Regions from separate parts of the Mus musculus genome. Here region 1 is linked to region 2. The links are chromatin loops, found by intact Hi-C in ENCODE. Cell type or tissue: left cerebral cortex. All regions are shown on one strand. Links, peaks and the distances in the headings refer to the core of each region. The heading gives the core; the rest is flanking DNA.

Region 1 (2,917 bases), core at 245-2,744, 120 kb before region 2:
AAAACCCCGATACCCACAGTGCCCTCACCAGGATTCCTGTTAAAGCTCTAGTTAGTAGAAGGGGCAAGTTTTCTTGCTTTCTGGAACAATCCTTTGTCCTTCACATGGCCTATTTCTTTTCTGTAAGGTATGAAACGTGTTTTAATCACTCCTTTAGACTCCTTCCTCTCTTGGTCTGAGAAGACCCTTTTTCATTTTCTCTTCTGTCTGAACTGCATTCTCCATCCCTCCTACGATGCCCCTTCTCTGCTCTTCCCTTCTTTCTGTGGATCCAGGCTACACTGCAGAGGTGGAACGAAGAAAGGATGTCAAATAAGCTGCTCAGCAAACTCACAGGGACTAAGGGGCTCCGTGTGCTAACTGCCACTTCTAGCTTGGGTGGGGAGAGTCAGTTGGGGAGCTTTGTAAAACATGGATGTTTATGGTCGGGCCCTGTGGAATAAATAGATTCTTATGTCCAGCTACCTGGGCTGCTGAGGTAAGAGGATTACTTGATCCCAGGATTCAGACCCCAGCAGAGGCAACATAGCAAATACCTGTCTCAGCAAGCAAGCAAGCAAGCAAGCAAGCAAGCAAGCAAGCAAGCAAGCAAAATACCACCACCACCACCACCACCACCGAATTGCCCAGGTCACCCACAAGATCATCGAAACCAGAGTATGTGAGGCACAGTCTCCATACATCAGGAGTTTATAACACCCCCAAACCTCCATCTGAAAATGATTCCCAGCTGGTGGGAACTAGGGTATCAAAAAACAGACTTGGGTTCTGTTGAGCCTAAGCTGCCACCTACAGGCCAAAGTGGGTACTGTTTTCAGCTGCAGGAAGAGAGGGTAGGTGACTCAGAAGCTCTGAAACTCCAGAATCTGCCTTTCCGCTCCCCAATGCCCATCAGACAGCCGCATCATCCCGAGAAACTATGTCTTTTCAAAGCGAGAGAGTTTCCATGTCTGTGTCCCGCCCCCTCCATCCCAGAGTCTCCTTCTCTGCATGCCAGGCTAAGAGCACATCTAGAATTTAGTCTCAAACTTAAAAAACATACAGAAAATATGTGTTTATTTAAACAGTACTTTAAAATTATATTTCCCCGTCCATTCATTCTGCTCAGGGCGGGACTGGGTGGGTACTGAGTGACATCTTAACAGGTTGGTGTCACTGGGGACTCAATACCATATTCATATGTTAAGAGTGAGACATCTGTGCGCCTCTATTTCTTCATCTGTAACATGAATAATTATTGCACCCACCCTAGAGGATCAATGCTACAGCTCAGATAAAAGGCCCCACACAATAGTGTCTGATAGAAACAGCAGTTCCCAAGAGCTAGCTGAATTGTCTGACAATGGCAGGGCCAGACAAAGGCATGAGATACGCTGAATTCTGCTCCTTTTACTCTAATCACGTGACTTGATTCATGCAGGTGAATCAAAATGATCCTGAGACTCAAATACTGAGGGTATGTACTCAAACAAACAAACAAACAAACTGGTTAAGTCAGTCTCGCCATCCCCAACCTTTAAAACCAAGTTGCATTTTTGGAGAGTGCCACCAGAGGGCAGCGGTGAGCCACAAATAAATGGCCATGTTGTTGGACCAAGCACAGATTAGGGATGCTGCCTTGGTTTTAACCACCTGGGTTTTCTTAAGCCTGGAGTAGCACATCCGCTAGTTTGCCCGGGTCTGAGTCTAAATACTCTTCTGGCGTCCACCTACAACTTGGGACCGCGGTGACATCTTCAAGGTGGGGTTGGCTTTCATGTCCGTAACGGGTCTTCCACGTAACCGTTCTTTTCTCCTCACTCACTCACCTGCAAACATGGCAGATGGATCATAAAGTGCATCCCCTCTGCTTGAGAACCCATTCCCGTGTCTTTGCCCACGAACATCTCACGCTCACTAACGGGGGCCGGGGGGGGGGGTCTTGTCGCTTGGGAGATGCTCTCGGTGTCCGTTGAGCTCTGTTCCACCTACCATTCTTTCCTTAGTTCAAGACAGGTCCTACAAAGGGTTTGGTTTCTCCGACAGAGACTGCACTTCTGTGACCATTCCAGACTAGAGTGACCCAAGCATTGGGCAAGGCTGAGCACAACCCCAGGTCTCTCTTGAGAACAGTCCCCCAATCTCAAATCCCCAGAACACAGTCCATGCTCCCTGAGTGACGCCTCCTCCCTGCCAAGCGGACTCAAACCTCAAAGCTTCCTGTAAGAACTGTGACAAGAACCGATGCCCACAATCCAACTCTTCTGTCCTCAGCCCACCCTAAGAGATAATTAAAGCAGAGACGTACTTTCTGATCCAGTCAAACAGTGAAGGGATAGTAAGTATCCCTCCAACCTAGCAAGCCCTCAGGCGATCCTGGCAGCAATGTGCCCCACTAACCCCAGGGCTGCCTGAACCACCCTACCTTCAGGTTCTCATGGGAGAACTTTCTGATTATGTGGGCTCCTTAAGGAGAATAGGGGAGAGGGGTCTTGCGGGATTATGCAATGTTAGAAGTCGATAGGATGCTGGACTTAAGTGCTGCCGACTATTTTAAGAAATGGGAGAGGAAGGATATGAGGACTCAAAGGATTTAATGCCGATTAAATCGGAGAGATCACAACATCCTTGTGGGGGATTTATTGCTAAGATGGAATCGTGCTGAGTGAATAGACACAAGGTGCTCAAGACAGCGGGAGAAGAAGAGGGCATGGTGTCTTCTTGGCCTGTTTGATCACCCTAGAAGAAAGAGAGAGACACAGAGGAAATTCATGGCGGAATCACACTGTGAGCCTCAGGCTTGATCTAGCTGGCCCTACCAGGACAAGCGTGAAGGAAAAAAAAAAAAAAAAAAAAAAAAAGGAAAGAAACAAAGAAACCCGAAGGGAAATGATTGTTAAAATGAGAGTTTAGGAGCACAGGATTGTATTCAAGAAGT
Region 2 (2,917 bases), core at 140-2,639:
AGCATGTATTTAATAAGAACACATTTTTTTCTTAGATAGTTCTTTAGCTTTGACCTTTTTAACCAAATGGCAATCATTCACACAGTGAAATTTATAGAGTCCACACATACCCACTAATAACTTGTTCTTGAAAATTAAAACGCTGACTCTGTCTCTCCTCGCAGTGGAATCTTCCCTCTTCACGGCCATGCCTTGTGGATGTGCCACCACGAGGGAAGGTAGTGCATCCTCTTTCCTCTCCTTCCAGCACCGTGGCAGATGCCAGTTGTCAGCAGTTGTGGCCCTGGCATCCTGCTACTTTTTTCTACATTAAAGGTTTCCTAGTGTCAGATCTCAAAGAGATAAGTAAATCCTAAGATTTACTTTGGCTTTTAATCTCCAAGACCTCCTCCTGGAGCAAAATAGCAAAGCAGGTCTTGCTGTCTAGCTGGGATCAAGCAGGCAAGGATTCAAGGGGACATGAGCAGGAATTAAAATTATCTGCTGATTTATTTCTCATTATAGTCCACCAATACCCAGGAAATTAGATTCTCAAACACTAATTACTAATGTTACCTGGATGGTGGGGACCACTTATGATTCCTCAACCCTGAAGTGTCAGACAATGAGGAAGGAAACACCATTAATTTATGTTTAAATACTGCACCAGGAATCAATGGAACCCTATAGAATGAAGTGAAGCGACTGTTACAGAGAGACAAAACATTCCATTCTTCCCATTCTGAGACTTGCTTTCCTAAGACTCTGTGCCCTGAGTTAATTATAACATCTAGTAAGTGCTTCTTCCTCTTCGAATAGTGGGAGGAGGAGGAGGAGGAGGAGGAGGAGGAGGAGGAGGAGGGGGAGGAGGAGGAGGAGGAGGAGGAGGAGGAGGAAAGGTGTAGACAGGTATGGAAGGAAAGAAGTGCGTGAGTAAAACTCCTGCACATGTTGGGGCCAGGGCTGACTATGTCACCAAGACAGAATTTTCCCATTTATATTCAGCAACATAAGAACACAAGTCTTGACATAGTTCTGACTTTTAGGTTCATATATTTTCCATAGTTCTGTGTGTTGTATCTTGGTTTTAGCTTATTTATAGCTTCCTGGTTTTGGAAATGTCAACTTCTGGTGGGTAAGTATGTGCAAGAGGATGTTGTAGCAATACATGAAGCTGAGTTAGGGGGACGGGGGAAAAAGAAAGTTGGGGAAGCGTTCATCAAAACAAAGTGTGTAGGAAGAAGATATATGTCCACCTATGAGCTTACAACTCAGAATAGAAAATGTGGAAGGAGAATACACCTGATATGGCGGACCAAGGAAAGGGGAAGAAGACTGAAAGTGAAGGCAGGACACCACTGGAGAAAGTTTGTAGACCACAATTAATGGCTGGCATAGAAATGAATCCGTAACTTTTCCCAGTAGTGATGTTGTGGGAGTCTCAGGGTAATTTAATAGAAAACAAATACCAATTGGACTTGCTGAGTTTTAAGATGTTTTATTGATGTGCTGTCATGGCTGGACACCACAAAAACCAGGCTATGAATATCTCAGTCAAGGTTTCAACTGTGTTACAAAATGTATATCAAAACCTGAAAAACCTGTCTACTGGACATTCCCTAAGCACCTACAATCTTTTACAAATACTTTAACTTTCTGGGAGATTCAGGAGTCTGTGTGCAACTGTAACCTTGCATCCCTAAGAGAGGAATGTGTACCTCAGCGCCCCCTAGTGACATTGTTCTGTGCATTTTATAAAGACATGTGCAGCATTGAGACTATATCCCAACTCACACATGGTGATATAACTTAACACAATGACTTACAACACACAATTAACTTTTATGACCATGTAAGGTTTAAACGGTGTTAAATTTTTCCCAGATGTGTTTGCAATAGATAAGAAAATATATACAAACTCTCAGAATCCTGTATTTCCTCATCTGTGAGGATCATAGGGGGAATGCCAGCAAGAAGTGTTTATTGGACTGCTGAATAGCGCATCCAAAATACACCCTGCTTTGGAATAAGGCGGGCCTTCCCACATGTATGTAGTCATAAAGTACCAGGAGAGTACAAGAGAGCTCAGATTCCTTTCCTGTGTCCTCTATTTAGACATCCCTTGGACAAGCAAGCCCAGAGGAATGGTGTTCGCCCTCTATCAAGGTCACTTCTCTTCTCTTCCTGCCCATGATCCATGGTATTTTCTGATGTTTATTATTGTGGTCCCTGCTGGTTGGCACTATTGTGTCATTGTAGTGTCTCTGGGGTTCTCAAGATTGTAACTGATTAACGGTCTGATGATGAGGTCCGTAGTCAGTCTCTTTTAGCTACTAATGCACAAGTGAGCTCTCTGCCTCATTCAAACTTTCTTCTTTCATCTCTCAGATCTAGATGCTTTAAATAAATAATTATTACGCCTATAATAGTGATAGCTTGTAAAAGGGGTGACAAAATGAGTTGTGAAAATCTTAGAGGGTCAGAACACTTTTCTTTCCGGCTTTGAGCCTAACACTTGGGGTAAATCACTCACTCAGTGTGGGTGGCTGCCATGGAGGGTAACCTATTGTGTAGCATTACATGCAATGACAATTTAAAAGTATAAAAGATTTTACCTGCCAGCCTGTGAAAGACAAGTTCACCTGATAGAATTATAAAGCAACCATCTACTGAATTTAGCAATTTAAGTCAGGAGAACAGTGGTTGAAAATATCAGGCCAGATCACAGGGACAGTTAGAGTAGATTTCCTGTCATATTCAGCAACAGCTGTGCCTGTATCAAGTTAGTCAAATCCAACTCGGCCTTTCAAGGGCACCGTGGAGGCCGATCCACCCACCTTCTCTGTCCATGGGGAGAGTTTTGTGGACAGCATGCCTTTCCTCCCACCTTAAGTAAAAGTGTGTAGCACCCACCTCATTGGCGTCACCGCTAGCCTTG

What was found. Hi-C counts contacts between places; a loop is a spot of excess contacts. Peaks named below come from ENCODE experiments on the same cell type or tissue, not always from the same donor. Only the 100,000 strongest peaks of a DNase experiment are listed, where the experiment ranks them.
Region 1: a loop joins it to region 2, with 9 times the contacts of the local background. A loop is called at or near these places in 28 of 42 quality-filtered maps.

What each region holds. Positions count from the first base shown.
Region 1 is chr11:67,111,400-67,114,316 of GRCm38, forward strand. 2310065F04Rik (RIKEN cDNA 2310065F04 gene) reads right to left here. Exons shown (of 5, transcript NR_038055.1): 5 at 1,062-2,718. Among named protein-coding and RNA genes, the nearest start is that of 2310065F04Rik, 7.2 kb to the right of the region's middle. In left cerebral cortex, for the core only: CTCF peaks have their summits at 800 (motif pointing left) and 1,544 (motif pointing right); DNase peaks (open chromatin) are centred at 821, 1,558 and 2,197.
Region 2 is chr11:67,234,125-67,237,041 of GRCm38, forward strand. Myhas (myosin heavy chain gene antisense RNA) reads right to left here. Exons shown (of 2, transcript NR_146138.1): 1 at 2,893-2,917. Among named protein-coding and RNA genes, the nearest start is that of Myhas, 1.7 kb to the right of the region's middle. In left cerebral cortex, for the core only: a CTCF peak has its summit at 1,695 (motif pointing left); a DNase peak (open chromatin) is centred at 1,706.